Linked DNA regions of Homo sapiens: region 1 is linked to region 2. Evidence: chromatin loops called from intact Hi-C (ENCODE). Cell type or tissue: heart right ventricle. All regions are shown on one strand. Links, peaks and the distances in the headings refer to the core of each region. The heading gives the core; the rest is flanking DNA.

What was found. A loop is a pair of places that touch in the nucleus more often than their neighbours do. Peaks named below come from ENCODE experiments on the same cell type or tissue, not always from the same donor. Only the 100,000 strongest peaks of a DNase experiment are listed, where the experiment ranks them.
Region 1: a loop joins it to region 2, with 3.0 times the contacts of the local background. A loop is called at or near these places in 33 of 110 quality-filtered maps.

Annotation. Positions count from the first base shown.
Region 1 is chr2:26,218,603-26,226,942 of GRCh38, reverse strand. All of the region lies in intron 7 of HADHA (hydroxyacyl-CoA dehydrogenase trifunctional multienzyme complex subunit alpha), which reads left to right. Among named protein-coding and RNA genes, the nearest start is that of HADHA, 22 kb to the left of the region's middle. In heart right ventricle, for the core only: no CTCF peak of the experiment used is centred there; no DNase peak of the experiment used is centred there; H3K27ac peaks cover 527 bases.
Region 2 is chr2:26,325,152-26,333,491 of GRCh38, reverse strand. All of the region lies in intron 1 of ADGRF3 (adhesion G protein-coupled receptor F3), which reads left to right. Among named protein-coding and RNA genes, the nearest start is that of SELENOI, 17 kb to the left of the region's middle. In heart right ventricle, for the core only: a CTCF peak has its summit at 3,279 (motif pointing right); a DNase peak (open chromatin) is centred at 3,281.

The DNA.
Region 1 (8,340 bases), core at 221-8,220, 110 kb after region 2:
TCTTTTATGGATCATGCTATTAGTGTGGTATCTAAAAAATATTTCTCTAACTCAAGATCACTAAGTTTTCCTGTATACTTTCTTCTAGAAATTTTCTAGTTTTAGCTCTTACATTTTGGTCTGTGATCCATTTGGAGTATTTATGGATCATGCTATTAGTGTGGGATCTAAAAAGTATTTTTCTAACTCAATATCACTAAGATGTTCCTGTATACTTTCTTCTAGAAATTTTCTAGTTTTAGCTCTTACATTTTGGTCTGTGATTCATTTCAAGTTTGTATATGGTGTGAGGTAAGGATTGAGGGCCTTTTCTTCCCTTTTTGCATATGAATATCCAAATGTCCTGGCACCATTTGTTGAGAAGACTACTATTTCCTCAGTGAACTACTTTGATCCCTTGATCAAAAATCAACTGACCTTATCTGTTTGGGCCAATTGGATTTCCTATTCCTAGTTATCTATATGTCTTTTTGTTAAACCAATACCACACTGTCTTGATTATTGTATTTTTATAGGGAATCCTGAAATTAAGCAGTATGAGTCCTCCAACTCAGGTCCCTTCTTTCAAAATTATTTTGCTCATACTAGTTCCTTTGCATTTGTGTACAAATTTTATAATCATTTTGTCCATATCTACAAAAATACCTGCTAGGATTTTTATTGGAATTGCATTGAGTCAGTATATAAATTTGGGGAGAATTGACAGCTTAAAAATATTGAGTCATTTCATCCATGAACATGGTAAAGTTCTCTGTTTATTTAGGTCTTTAAATTTCTCTCAGCAGTGTTTGGTACTTTTCAGTGAATAGATCTTGAACACATTTTGTTAAATTTATGCCTAGGTATTTCATACTTGTAGGCTGTTTTACTTTTTTAACTTTAATTTCTCACTAGAATATAGAAATACAAAGATTTTTGGACATGGACCTTGTATCTTGTGGTTTAGCTAAATTCATTTACTAGTTCTAGTAGCCTTTTTTATTAATAGATTCCTGAGGATTTTCTACATAGATAATTATGTTGTCTGTAAGTAAAGACAGTTTGACTTCTTTCTTTCCAATATAGATGTCATTTGTTTCTTTTTCTTGACTTACCACAATGTCTAAGACCTTTGTACAATACTGGATAGAAGTCATGAGAACAAGTATTGTCAACTTGTTCCCAGTCTTAGGAGGAAAGCATTCAGTATTAAGTATGATGTTAGTTGTAGGTTTTTCATATGTGCTCTTTATCAGGTTTGCTGAGAATGAGTATTGAATTTTGTCATGCCTTTTCTCCATCTACAGAGATAATTGTGGGGTTTTCTTCTTTTTTAGTCTATTAATAATGTCAGTCACATTGATTTTTGAATATTGAACTAGCCTTGCTTCTTGGAATAAACTCCATTTTGTTGTCATATATTATAAAGGATTTTTATGTCATCATGAGGGATAAAGTCTCAAGGATAATTTTCTTATGATATTTTTGCGTGGTGTTGGCATCAGGATAATGCTGGCTTCATAAAATGAATTGAGAAGTGTTCTCTCCTCTTTTTTTTTTTTTTTTGAGATGGAGTCTCACCCTGTCGCCAGGCTGGAGTGGTGCAGTGGCGAGATCTTGGGCTAATTTTTGTATTTTTAGTAGAAACAGTGTTTCATCATGTTGGCCAGGATGGTCTCAATCTTCTGACCTCATGATCCACCTACCTGCCTCAGCCTCCCAAAGTGCTGGGATTACAGGTGTGAGCCACTGTGCCTGGCCTCCTCTTATATTTTCTGGAAGATTTTATGTAGAGTTGGTATTATTTCTTAAATACTTGATAGAATTAACCAGTAATTCCTGGGCTCCTAGTTTTCTTTGTTGGGAAAATTTTTACTTATGAATTCAATTAATAGATATAGGGCTATTCAGGTTCTCCATTCTAGAGTAAGCTACGATAGTAGTTTGTGTCTTTCAAATAATTTGTTCATCTATTAACAATTTGCCAAATTTATTGCAATAAAGCTGTTCATAATACTTGTCATTTTAATGTTTTTATACTCTATACTGATGTCTCCTCATTCATTCCTGATATTGATAGTTTATCAGCTGATAGGACTTTAATCACTTATAAAATACCTTCATAGTAACATCTAGGTTAATGTTTATTGAATAACTGGGCTGTAGCCTAGCCAAGTTAACATATCTGAAGACTATCATACTCCACCCCTTGTCTGTTTGACACCCATACACATCTCCTAAAGCCATACATAGTCTTCAAATAAAGGCAATGACAGGAGTCATACTTTATCCTGACATAATGCAATTCTCCTTTATACAACCAAAAATACACTAATCCTTTCCCTAGAAGAGGATGCAGAGTCCTTGGGTGAAATTCACTCTTCTCTCATATTCTGTAACATAAATGCTATGATATAAAGTTAACCATTATGGATACATCTTATATTAGATGATAAGGAGATAGAGAAGAAACACAAATATTTGGTTAATTATATATATTCATAACAAAATAAGAAATCCTCATAAATAGTACAGTATTCATTACTGTATTCAGAAATGAATATTTATAATATTTCCAGATCAGTATTCAGCTGATGTGGAAAGAGAACTGAGCTATCAAATATCAGAGTAAATAATTAAACAACCCAAAAGGAAAGTAACAGTGGAGCCTTTATTCACTTACTTTGATAGTTTACACAAAAGGCTAAAAACCAAAGAAAGTGCCAGCTCCTTTTTCCCCCCAGTACCGTTTTCCCCATGGAATGGTACACTGGTTGAGGATCTGGTAGATTAGCATACAAGTGGGGGACATCTCACTGTTGTGAAAGCCCTGAACAAAAGGTTCCTGCGGCTTTATGGACCCTGGGTGAGGAGAGTGGAGTAGACTGGGAGAAGTGTCTTTAAGATTTCCCATTCCGGCCAGGTGCAGTGGCTCATGCCTGTAATACCAGCACTTTGGGAGGCCAAGGCGGGCAGATCACCTGAGGTCAGGAGTTCGAGACCAGCCTGGCCAATATGGCAAAACCTCATCTCCACTAAAAATACGAAAATTAGCCAGGCGTGGTGGTACATGCCTGCATTCCCAGCTACTCAGGAGGCTGAGGCAGGAGAATCACTTGAACCCGGGAGGCAGAGGTTGCAGTGAGCCGAGATTGTACCATTGCACTCCAGCCTGGGCGACAGAGTGAAACTCCATCTCAAAAAAATAAATAAATAAATAAAAGATTTCCCCTTCCTCCTTTGACAAGGTCTCAGCAGAGGCACCTGAAGAAGGCCTCAGCCAAAGTCCCCATATAAAAAGACCTAGGAATAGAAGGCATCTAGGCTAGGAATGCACATTTGTGTAAGAGCTTAGCCAGCCCCAGAGACCCAAGTCCTTGACTGCAGCTCCCTCAGATGACACCGCAGTGCACTGGCTGTGTACCAGGTTTGGTGTGGAAAGGGTGATATTTCTACTCCCCTTTTCATATTCCCTTTGCCCTCAGGAAGTACCTCAGTTTGTCCTAGTTCTTTGCCTGGTGGGGTGACCTTCATTCCTAAAATGTCTTCTAGGCCACTAGCAGTCCCATGTGAACTGGGTTGTGATCTTCTACTGACTAATTAGAGGTCATGTTAGTACTAAGGGACACCCTAAGAGATCTGCCACATTTGAGACATACTCTTCCTTACCTCTGTTGTATAGTAGCAACCTAATATCCCCTTGGTAATCAGGATTAATCACCCCAGCCAGTACAGTACCCGCCCTCTGCTGCCTGTTGATTCCAAGGCATGAGGAGCCCAAAGTGGCCAGATGGCAGTTTTAACTAACAGTTCAGTAGAATCATTGTTGTGTCTCCTGGTGGAAGCATTCCTCCCTTTGGAACTGAGCCCTCTAGACAGGCAGAGCCCAAAGTTGCAGGGACAAGAAGCAGAAATTTTGCTGGTAGATTAGATCACTAGGGGTAATAGTGAACTGGGTAATTTCTGTTTGCTCTCCTTGATTTCTGGACTCACGAATCCTGGCTGTGGGAAAAGTAGCACCCTATACTGGAAGCTGACTTAAAACATAGCAGCATCCTGGAGGACATTGACTCTGCAAAATACTGCCACTTAGCTGGCACTGTGATGGAGTCTTCAGTAGTCCATCCCACCATTCTGTCAAGGCAACTGCTTCCCGGTGATGTAGTAAGATCAGTGTTTCGTGAGCATGGCCCATTGCTGCACTTCACTTACTGAGAAGTGAATTCCTTGATAAGAAGCAGTGCTTTGTGGGATACCATAATGGTGTGGGATACCATAAGGTACTCTATAAGTCCACAAATAAGTCCACTTACCACAAATTGGTAAGTGAAAGTCCATATTGCCTAAGCCCATGCATAACCTCCACACCCACCATCATGGCCACTGTTCATGAAGCAGTGATAAGAGTGACTGCGGAAAGATGCTGACTGCTATCCATAGAACGAGTCATCCCATCCACTTTGATCATTGAAATCCTCGGCTGAGGTCACTCTTTGATGAGCATTTAATGGGACACAAGTGTTTTCACATTATTTGCCTATTCAGAGAGGTCTATCCACTGACCTATTCCCCAGGTGTCCTTGTATATTAGTTTGCTAGGGCTGCCATAACGAATACCAGACTGAGTGGCTTAAACAACAGAAACTTAACATGTTTTCTCGCATTTCTGGAAACTGGAAGTCTAAGATCAGGTGTTAGCAGGTTTGGTTTCTTCTGAGGCATCTCTCTTTGGCTTGCAGATGGCACTGCTTTCTTACTGTGTCTGCACATCCCTGGCATCTCTTTTGTGTTTCCAAATTTTTTCTTCTCATAAGGATACCAGTCAGATTAGATTAGGGTACACCCTAATGGCCTCATTTTAACTTAATCGCTTCTTTAAAGGCCCTATCCCCAATTACAGTCACATTCTGAGATACTGGAGGATAGGACTTCAACATATGAATGAGGTAGGGGGGACACAATTCAGCCCATAACACCTTGCCAACAGTTTTTCATCTGTGTTCCCTGTAAGTTCCTTACCACCCAGGCAAACCGTTTGCCACGGCCTATGAATCAGAGTAGACCCTTAGCTCAGGCCATTTTTCTTTCTAGACAAAATGAACAACCGGGTGCACTGTCAGAAGTACTGCCCACTGGGAGGCTATCCCTTCACCACTGTCCTTAAGGGATGTCCCAGAAGGGACTGTAGTGTTACAGCTGTGCACTTCCAGGTGGTACCTGCGTATCACACAGAAATATCTACAAACCAGGCCTGAGTTTTTCTTTACCAATCAACTGGCCATAGAGAACTCCCCATGAGGCCATAGGTGCAGGCTGGAAGAGACAAAGAAGAACAGGGCCGTGGGGTATTTTGGCTACTTCCTCATGCAGCTTGTGCCTTTAGGGTCTGTTTAAGCCCAGTCTTACATATACCACTTCCATTTGATAATGGAGTGCTACCGTGTACACCCCACTTTATGGCTTAGTAGGTTAGACAACATCTGTTTCATGATCAGCAGCTCAGGTCACCAGTAACTTGATGCCCCATGGTTAAGCTTTGAGTCTCTGTGAAGTCCCACTAACAAGCCAAACACTGTTTCCCAAAAGGAGAGTAGTTATTCACAGAGGATGGTAGGGCTTTTTCTAAAATCCTAAGGGTCTGTGTTGTGATTCACCTAATAGAGATCTATTAAAGACTCCAGACAGCACCTCTGTCTGCTGCCGACACTTCAGGCGCCATCAGGTTTGAATCACGTGGCCCAAATGGCAGAACAGCTTCTCTTGTTCTGGGTCCCACTTAAACTAGCAGCTTTTTTAGTTACTCAGTAAATGGGCTGGAATAGCAACCCAAATGAGTAATATGTTGTCTCCAAAATCTGAAGCAGCCCACCAGGTGTTCTCCGTGTTTTTTTGTGGTAGGAGGGGCCACGTGCAACACTTACCCTTTGCCATAGAAGGGATGTCTTTGTATGCCCCAGACCACTGGATCCCCAGAAATTTCACTAACATGGGAGGCCCTGAATTTTGGAGGGATTTATTTCCCACCTTCTGACAGACACATGTCTTACCCCCAGTATGTCTAGAGTAGTTAATACTTCTTGCTCACCAGATCCATTCAGCATAATATCACAGTGTAATGAACCAGCATGATATCTTGTGGAAGGACAAGGTAATCAGGCTCTCTGTGGACTAAATTATGATATATGGTTGAAAACAATACACCCACCCCTAAGGTAAGACATTGAAGGTATATTGCTGAAAGCAAACTGCTTCTGGTGGTCTTTACTAACAGATACCAAGAAAAAAAAGCTTTTGTCAGATCAGTCACTGCATACCAGGTCCAAGGATGTATGTTAATTTGTTCAAGCAATAAAACGACATCTGGAACACCAGTTAGAATTGCAGTTGCCACCTGATTAGATGTACAGTAATCCACTGTCATTCTATAGGATCCATCTGTTTTCTGCACTGTCCAGAGTAGGCAAGTTGAATGAGAATGAAGTGGGAATCACCACCCCTACCGCTTTCAGTCCTTGATGGTGACACTAATCTCTGCAGTCCCTCCAGGATTGTGGTGTTGCTTTGGTTTACTCTTTTCTAGGTAGAGGCAGTTTTAGTGGCTTTTACTTGGCCTTTCCCACCATAGTAGCCCTTACTCTACAAGTCAGAGCATATAGTGATATTACTCATTGCTGAGTATGTCTGCTCCAATTGTACATTCTGAAACTGGGAAAATAACCGCAGGATGGGCTCAGGGACCTGCTAGGCCCACTGAGACAGACCTGAGCTAAAACTCCATTGATCACTTGACTTCATAAGCCCCTACTCTGACTGCTGGACCACAGCGAAGTTTGGGTCCCCTAGAATTAGTGTTAGTTCAGAAGCCAGTGTCTAGTAATCCCCAAAAAATCATTGTTTCCCCTTCTGCAAGGCAAATAGCCATAGGTCCCTTTGGGGAAGGGTAGGAGAAAGATAAACAGGAAAGTCTCCTCAAGAGGACACAGCTTCCCTTTCATTAAGGAGATTCTGGGTCTGTAAACTAGCTCATTTCTGGGAATTGCTTAAGGGGCCATGACTCTCTTCAGGTGATTCAAGTTATACTTCTGTTTACCAGACCTAGAATTCTTCTGCTTATACAGATCAAGTAAGAGTTAGTAGACTGCCCATCTATTTCTTTTTTAGGGACACCATGATCAACCACCCAATGCTATAGGTCTCAGCAAGTCAGACTATTCTGATTACTGCTTTGGCTCCACTATTTATTATGGTAACTATGCCCACCTTGATTTGGCATGGTGCTGCTACTTGGGCCCTGCCACCCCGGGATTCCTTTATCCCCATTGCATTTAGGGATCCCAGTTGATGGTAGCAGTTCCCACTGTAATTTCTGACCTACAAAGAGAAGCAACCACAGAGCAAAGATGCTGGGCCTCACCTCACAAATTGATTTCTCACAGTGGTGGTGAAGGGTGCGTCCTCTAACCCTTCCAGGGTGACCTGTCAGTTCTTTGCTCCTTTTTTCTTCTTCCTGCTTTCTTTTGGATTAATAATTTTTTATTGGCCGGGCACAGTGGCTCACGCCTGTAATCCCAGCACTTCGGGAGGCCGAGGTGGACAAATCACGAGGTCAGGAGATGGAGACCGTCCTGGCTAACATGGTGAAACCCCATCTCTACTAAAAATACAAAAAATTAGCCTGGCCTGGTGGCACATCTGTAATCCCAGCTACTTGGGAGGCTGAGGCAGAAGAATCACTAGAACCTGGGAGGTGGAGGTTGCAGTGAGCCGAGATCACACCACTGCACTCCAGCCTGGGCAACAGAGCGAGACTCCATCTCAAAAAAATATATATATTTTTTGTCTTCATTACTGGCCTTTTACTTTGCTTTTCCCTTTTAATGGTTGCTCTGGGGTTTTACAGTATACATTTTTAACCCATCACAGTCTATTTTCTTTCTTTCTTTTTTTTTTTTTTTTTGAGACGGAGTCTTGCTCTGTTGCCCAGGCTGGAGTGCAATGGTGTGATCTTGACTCACTGCAATCTCTGCCTCCCAGGTTCAATCAATTCTCTTGCCTCAGCCTCCTGAGTAGCTGGGATTACAGGTGCACACCACCACACCCAGCTAATTTTTGTATATTAGTAGAGATGGGGTTTCACTATCTTGGCCAGGCTGGTCTCAAACTCCTGTCTTCAAGTGATCTGCCTGCCTTGGCCTCCCAAAGTGCTGGATTACAGGTGTGAGCCACCACACCTGGCCGGTTTTCAATTGATAATATTTTCCTGTGGTGTCAGAACCTTAAAAGAGTATGCATTTATTTTGTATACTCCCCATTTTTGCTATTGTTGTTATACATTTTACTGCTACATACATTATAAATTCT
Region 2 (8,340 bases), core at 21-8,020:
AACCTCAGGATGGTTGCCAGGGGAACCAACCACGTGATTAGAGGCTAGGAACTTTCCACCTACCCCAGATTTAAGAGGAGAGGTTGGTACCCAATCTCATTTTTATGTGGCCTAAGTATTGTGTGATCAATTCTCTTATGTTCAGCAATTGTGACCCATCAAATGGCCTACACCTATATCATAATACCAACTGGACTCAAGGAGCCCATCCTGCTTTCTAATCAAAGGATATTTATAAGGGATTAACTTGAGTGTTCTAAGAAAAACTTGATACTGGAAAGAATCTTGCTCATAACAAAACATGCTTTCCAAAGAGCACTGTGAATGGTTCTGGAGTAGAGGCAATAAGTCGAGGAAGTATTTCACTGGTTACAAGTACTAGGGAGGTGGAAGATTTAGGGAAAACCTGGAAGGAAATATTTTCCTAGGAGAGGAGGGAGTGTTGATGAATACCTGTGGTTCCTTAGGCATTCAAGTTTGAATTAACTTTCAGTTTATCTTGTCGGAGAAACAAACAAGCAAACAATACAGTTATAATACAAAATTTAAAACTTTCTTAATCTTTGAGATTTGAGGGTTAGCCATGGAGGCTAGTGCCTATAATCCCTGCACTTTGGGAGGCTGAGGTGGGAGGATTGCTTGAGACCAGGAGTTCAAGACCAGCCTGGGTAACATAGTGAGACCCTGTCTCTGCAAAAATAGAAAAAAAAATTAACATAAAGTTTGGTTATAACTTTGTATATATATTTTTTGAGACAGACTGTCACTCTGTTGTCCAGGCTGGAGACCAGTGGCATGATCACAGCTCACTGTAGCCTTGACCTCCTGGGCTCTGGTGATCCTCCCACCTCAGCCTCCCAAGTAGCTGGGACTACAGGCACATACCACCATGCCCAGCTAATTTTTCTATTTTTTGTAGAGACGGGGTTTCACCATGTTGCCCAGGCTGGTCTCAAACTTCTGAGCTTATGGGACCTACCCACCTTGGCCTCCCAAAGTGCTGGAATTACAGGTGTGAGCCACCATGCCTGGCCTAATTTTGTATTCATCACTTTTTGTTTTGTGCTATTTCTTTTCAAGTAGTTGCTCTCTAGTTTGTTGGCTTCCCATCCTGCTTTCCAGTATGGACAGCCCTTCATGATCTAATTCCACCTCCATTTCTATTCACACCTCTGGCAGCAATGATCCCAAACTGCAGTACTGTAGTTCTCTGACAGCACAACAATCTGCATCATACCTGTGTACTTTTAATTGTGTTTCCCAGTGTCTAAAATGTCTGTCCCCTCACAAGGCAAACTCGTTTACCCAACTACTGAACAGATCTCTATTTTAACACATTCCAGTGTAGAAGTCTGGGGAATAAAAGAAGTTAAAGTGTTCTAAACTCCTTGAGATGTCAAAGACGCATGTTATCATCTCTAAAGAAACTTTCTAAATAAGTGGTAAAAATATGTGTAACTAAAAGCTAATGGGGGAGGAGTTCAAATGAGATAATTATAAAAAGAAATTAACTCAAAACAGGGAAATAAGGGAGAAAAAAAGGAGCAGAAAAAGTGGACTAAATAGAAAACACATAGACAACAGATTTAAACTTATCAGTGATTATAATTGACTATAAATAGCATAAATGATTTAATAAAGGTAAGGGTAGTCTAACTGATTAAAAAAAAAACTAAACCAAAATATGTGCTATTTATAACAGATATCTAAAGGTTTTTTGTTTGTTTCTTTTGTTTTGTTTTTGCCTTTTGTTTTTTGTATTTTAAAGATTGGTCTCACTCTGCACCCAGGCAGCAGTACAGCGCACAATCATAGCTCACCGCAGCCTCAAACTCTTGGGCTCAAGTGACTCTCCCACCTCCGCCTCCCAAGTAGCTGGGATTACGGGTACACACCACTGTGCTCAGCTCAGAATACATATACTTTTTTGTCTGTTTGTTTTTGAGATGAAGTTTTGCTCTTTCACCCAGGCTGGAGTGAAGTGGTGCAATCTCGGCTCACTGCAACCTCTGCCCCTGGGTTCAAGCCATTCTCCTGACTCAGCCTCCTGAGTAGCTGGGATTACAGGTGCGTGCCACCCCGCCCAGCTAATTTTTGTGTTTTTAGTAGAGACAGGGTTTCGCCATGTTGGTCAGGCTGGTCTTGAACTCCTGACCTCAGGTGATCCACCCGCCTCGGCCTCCTAAAGTGATTACAGGTGTGAGCCACTGCGCCTGGCCACACATACTTTTTTATTACATACAGAACACTTACAAAAGCTGTCCATAAGCTGGCCCATAAAACGGACCTCAAAAATGTTAAAGATTGATAATCATAAAGATGATCTTCTCTGACAAGAATGCAATCAAGCTAAAGGCAGTAACAAAAATATAACCAGAGAATTTCTTTTGTTTAGAAATTAAGACATAACACTTCTAAGTAGCCGACAAAGAAGAAATCAAAAGGGAAATCAGAAAATATTTTGAATGAAATAATAAAAATACATATCAAAATTGTGAGACGCAGGGGCCCAGTTCTAGAAAAGATGGAGTAAGCATCCTCCACCCTGTCTCTCCCACTGAGTGAAGATGCACGGAACTGATATTTGAGGACTCTAGAAAGTAAATAGTAGCAGGTGGATTGGGGAAGAAGTCCAGAATTCAACATACCACCGAACTGGTGGTGAGCTTCACATTTTTTCTTCTGGTATGCACTGGCCTGAACTCAAGGCAACCTCAAATCCAGAAATGGGCAATTGCACAGACAGACAGAACTACAGAAGAAACCCCCTAGGTCTGGCTCAAGGAGAGGGAAGGAAGACCCTAACACTCAGAGAGAGTGGAGGAAATTCTACCTTTTTTTTCTTTTTTCTCTGTTCTTTCACACCCAGCCTCTAAGCAATCCCATGGCAGCAGTGGCGGTGAGGATCCGCAGGAGCCGAGAACTCTGAGGGAGGGGAACTTCCTCTGATCAGAATTTATGGTGCCAAGAGGGCAAGGCAAACCTCCATTGCTTTTTGTCTCTGCTACAAGGCCCCACCTGTGAACAGTCACAGTAAGTGCATGGTAAAGCAGGGAAATAAAGCCCTGGATTTCTGGCCAGAGAACCAAAAAGAGGAGTCCCAGGGAATCAGAAAGTACTAGAATGACCAGAAAGGAAGAGGACAAGAAGATGACCCCAGACAGTTTTATGAGCTCCTGGGATCACTTCCCAGTTGTACAGGCGTGGATCTGACTCTAAACCACAAACCACCAGCAGAACTGCACTAAGAGATCGACCATCCATCACGCAGGTCCCGGGCCGGCCACTGGGTGGCACACATCTGCAGAAGATCTGAATAGCACCGTAAAGGTTTTGAAATGAGAATTGATGTTGAAAGAAGCACAGTCCGCAGTAGGTTGATCAGAACTTGTGATTGAACCAAGCCAGGTAGATTACCTGCTAAAAAAGAAACATTAACACTTCCCACAGGTTTTAAACAAGATCCAGAGTCTCATAACATAATATTCAAAATTTCCAGGATAAAACTCAAAATTAACTGGCATTTGAAGAACCTGGAAATCTCAACTCACATGGGAAAAAACAATCAACATTTACCAATGCTGAGATGACAAAGATGTTGGAATTATCTAAAAAAGACATTAAAGTACCTATTACAAAAGTGCCATAAGTAAATGTGAACACTGTTTTAAAAACAAAAGAAAAGGCAAAAAGCCTCAAGGAGGAAATAGAAAATATAAAGAAGAACCAAATGGGAACTTTAGAACTGAAATATATAATAACCAAAAATGTAAAAGTTATTGCATGAGCTCTGTATTAAATTACTACCATGGCTGCTATAATAAATACCTACAAATGTAGTGACTTAAAACAAAACAAATGTATTATGTAATGTAATGTGTTCTGAGAGTGAGATGTGTGAAATGAATCTTACAGAGGTAAAATCAAGATGTCAGCAGATCTGCATTTCTTCTGGAAACCGCAGGGAAGAATCCATTTGCTTGCTCTTTCCAACTTCTGGAGCCTGTCATCAATCCTTGCCTCAAGGCCCTTTCCTTTATCTTTAAAGTGCATCAGTTTCACTGGACACAGTGGCTCACACCTGTCATCCCAGAACTTTGGGAGACCAAGGCAGGAGGATCATTTGAGCCCAGGAGTTTGAGACCAGCCTGGGCAACATAGTGAGACCCCATCTCTACAAAAAATAAAAATAAAAATTAGCCAAGCGTGATGACACACACCTGTGGTGCCAGCTACCCAGGAGGATGAGGCTCACTTGAGCCCACGAGGTCAAGGCGGCAGTGAGCCATGATTGTGCCACTGCACTCCAGCCTGGGCAACAGAGTGAGACCCTGTCTCAAAAAATAATTACATAAATAAAGTGCTGCATCAGTTCAACCTGTGCTTTTTTGTTTCTCACATTCGTGTCTCCCTTTTACAAGGACCCTTGTGATTACATTGGGCCCACACAGATTATCCGTGATAATATCCCTCTCAATATTCATAATTTAATCACATCTGCAAAATCCCTTTTGACATATACATTTACATATCCAGAAGTTCTAGGGATTTGCACATGGACATCTTTGGGTGGTCATTATTCTGTCTATCCAGGCTTAACAGCAGAACAGAGATGACAGAGAAAAAAGTCAGTCAACTTGAAGATAGATCAATAGAAATGATCCAATCTGAAAACCAGAGAAAAAAGATTGAAAACCTGAACAGAGCCACTGGGATCTGTGGATAAAATACTAAAAAGGCAGCTGGGCGCAGTGCCTCATGCCTGTAATCCCAGCACTTTGGGAGGCTGAGGCGGGCGGATCACGAGGTCAGGAAATCGAGACCATCTTGGCTAACAGGGTGAAACCCCGTCTCTACTAAAAATACCACAAAATTAGCCGGGTGTGGGCATGCACCTGTGGTCCCAGCTACTCAGGAGGCTGAGGCAGGAGAATCGCTTGAACCTGGGAGGCGGAGATTGCAGTGATCGGAGATAGCACTGCTGCACTCCAGCCTAGGCAATAGAGCGAGACTCCGTCTCAAAAAAAAAAAAAAAAACTAAAAAGGCCTAATAGTTGTGTCATTAGAGCGCCAGAGAAGAGGAGAAATAATTCAGTGCAGAAAAACAATTTGAAATAGTGGCTGATAAAAGACATAAATCTACAGAAGCAAAAGCTCGCCAAATCCAAAAAGGATAAGTCCAAAGAAAGCCCACCTTAAACACATCATAACTGCTAAAAACTAAAGTCAAAGAAAAAATCTTGAAAGCAGCCAAGGAAAAATGATAGATTACTTATAGGGGATCAATGAGTTATATGGCTGTGGATTTTGTTTTAGAAACCATGAAAGCCAGAAAGAAACAGAACAACACTTTTAAATACTGCAAAGACCATATATTTTAACTCCATTTTATTGATGTGAAAACTGAGGTCTAGAAAGATGAAGTGGTTGTCTCGAATCACAAGGCTCATTAATCCCATTCCTAATATAATGACCACTTTTCTACCATGCTGTGGTTTGAATGTGTCCCCCAAAGTTCATGTGTTGGAAACTTAATCCCTAATGCCACAGTGTTGAGGGGTGGAGACCTTTAAGAGGTGATTAGGTTGTGAGGACTCTGAGTCCGTTTTGTGTTGCAATAACAGAATACCACAGAGTGGCAAAATTTTTTTTTTTTTTAAAAGAAGACGTTTATTTCTTACAGTCCTGGAGTCCTCTGGGAGTAGGCTCCTAATAAAAGGATAAGTTAGGGCCCCTTTCCTCTTTCTCTCTCTGTCTTTGTCTCTCTCTCTCCCGCCCCCACCCCACCATCTCTCTCTCTCTCATGTGCTCTCTTGAATTTCCATCTTCTGCCATGGGATGACAGAGCAGGAAGGCCCTCACCAGGTGTGAGCCCCTCAACCTTGGACTTCTCAGCCTCCAGAGCTGTAAGAAATAAATGCCTTATTTAAAAAAAAAAAAGTTACCCAGTCTGTGGTATTCTGTTATTGCAACACAGAACAGACTCAGACGTACTGATACAGCATCCTTGGTTTTTCTGAGCATGTATTGATACATTCTTTTAGCTGCAAGTAACAGAAAGCTGCTCTATCCAGCTCAAAGGGAAATAATGAAAGGAAGTCAGGTTCTCTGAAGGAACTAAAGATCAAGAGTGCAAATGAACATCAGGGATAAACTGAATTTGAAGAGGAACTCACCTCATGTTTGTCTGTTTCTGTATCCACATTAGTTTTACTTTTCCTTGGAGCTCAGACTATTTTCCCAGTCCCCATGACAGAAAACCAAGAGCTGCTGAGTTTACAAGTTGTAGGCCCAACCCCAGACTCTCACTGGGTCCCAGTTCCAAAATTACCCCAGAAGAGAGAAATTGTTCCCACTTGGTTTTAGATGTGGACTGTACTGTAATCAGAGATTAGTGTAACCAAGTGTAAAACAGCTACTTTGGCCAAGCATGGTGGCTCACTCCTGTAATCCCAGCACTTCGGGAGGCCGAGGCAGGTGGATCACTTGAGGTCAGGAGTTTGAGACTAGCCTGGCCCACATGGTGAAACCCCATCTCTAATAAAAATGCAAAAATTAGCCGGGAGTGGTGGTGGTCGCCTGTAGTCCCAGCTACTTGGGCTGAGGCAAGAGAACTGCTTGAACCTGGGAGACGGAGGTTGCAGTGAGCCAAGATTGTGCCATCTCACTCCAACCTGGGTGACAGAGAGAGACTCCATCTCAAAGAAAAAAGAAAAAGGCTACTTCCATGGTAAACCTGTGGTTATGGGCAGAGGGCAGTTTCTAAGAAATGAGTCAGAAAATAAGTAGAATATACTCATGAACAATAGGTTCTCAGTACAAGGACCTGCTATTTTTTGCCCTTGACACACATTTCTCTAGGGCTTCTAACAGGCTACTCAAAAATATTTTCTAGGTTTATTGACTTTATAAAATCTACTTACTTGTATATTTCATCATTAAATGAAGTTTTTCAGTTTTCCTGCTCACTAGAATATTGAAATAAGTTCACTACTGCATGGTTTGGCAGGGAATGCGTACTCACTTCTCCCATTTCCACAGAGGGAAAGGAACTTCCACTTCCAGAAGGATATATTTTCTGTTCCCTCTCCCTCTCACCAAAGCAAAAAGTGACTTATATCACTTTTTGACGTAAGGGGAACAGAGAGGGATTTCTGACCAGAGAACCAGAATATATCCTTCTGATAAGGATATATTCTGGTAAGACTTGGAGAATGAGCTCTGGGTGCCCCGTCTTTTGAAGTGGCCAGTCCTCCATACTTGTCCTCAGCTCCCCGTCCCCAGACAGGTAGACCTGGAGATGCCTTGCTGTGCCAGTGACTGAGTTAGTGAATTCAGTTCGAGGGGGATGTATTGGGAAGTACACTTGGCTCAGATCAAAATCACCTTCTCTCACTCAGCTTTTCCATTAATGAAGCTGACTCATGTCTGCTTTCCTATTAGTGACCCCTTTCCAAACCATAACACGTAGTTGTTGACTCAGAGAGAAAATTGTTCTTCTTTCATGGAGTAATACTACCATCTTGCAGCCGTCCAGGATTTGTATATCTTATATTTTTTATACTCACATTAGTCATCTTCTCTTATATGATTTCAGGATTTTGTCTCACACTTAGGTAGGTCATCTATACCTCCAAAATTATAAAATAATTTTCATTAATGGGTTTTAATAAATGGGGAATGGTACCTAACAGATACTTAAGTTTATAAGATTATAACCCTGAATTATGCCTTAAAATTAGTCAGGACCCTGGCTTAAGGATTTGAAATTATTTTATCTTTAGAAGAAACAGTTCTTCTCCACTCTAATGTCCTGGTCTCTCCATAGGTTTATTTGTATATAAGGTCAGCATGAAACTTTTGTGAAGACCCCACATCTTGTAAGAATCAAAGAAAGCATCAGAAATTTCATGAGTTTCTTCAGCTTCTCTAAGTTGTGCTCTTGAGGTACATAGCTTTAATATAAACGCTGAAGCAGGGTTTTCTGAACAGTCCCAGACAGCAAATGCAGGATCTCATTCTAGGGTCCAGACTTAGATACTTAAATTATAGATCTAAGGCTGTCATTATTCCTTCTGAATAAATTTACACCATTTCTTTTAACATTTTAATGTCAGAAATATCTTTTTTCCTATAAAGGCATATATAATGTGTCCAGCTTTTTGTTAAAATACCTCTTCTTGTCAAATATTTCACAGATAAGTAATTTTATAGCATCAAACAATTTTGAACAGACTCTTTCTATGTTAGAGTTCTCTGTGTCAGCCGAGGATTAGCTGACTTGCCATTACTGGAATTGTGCTGCAGCTGGGTGAACAGCTGTGCATTTCCCCTTCTCTC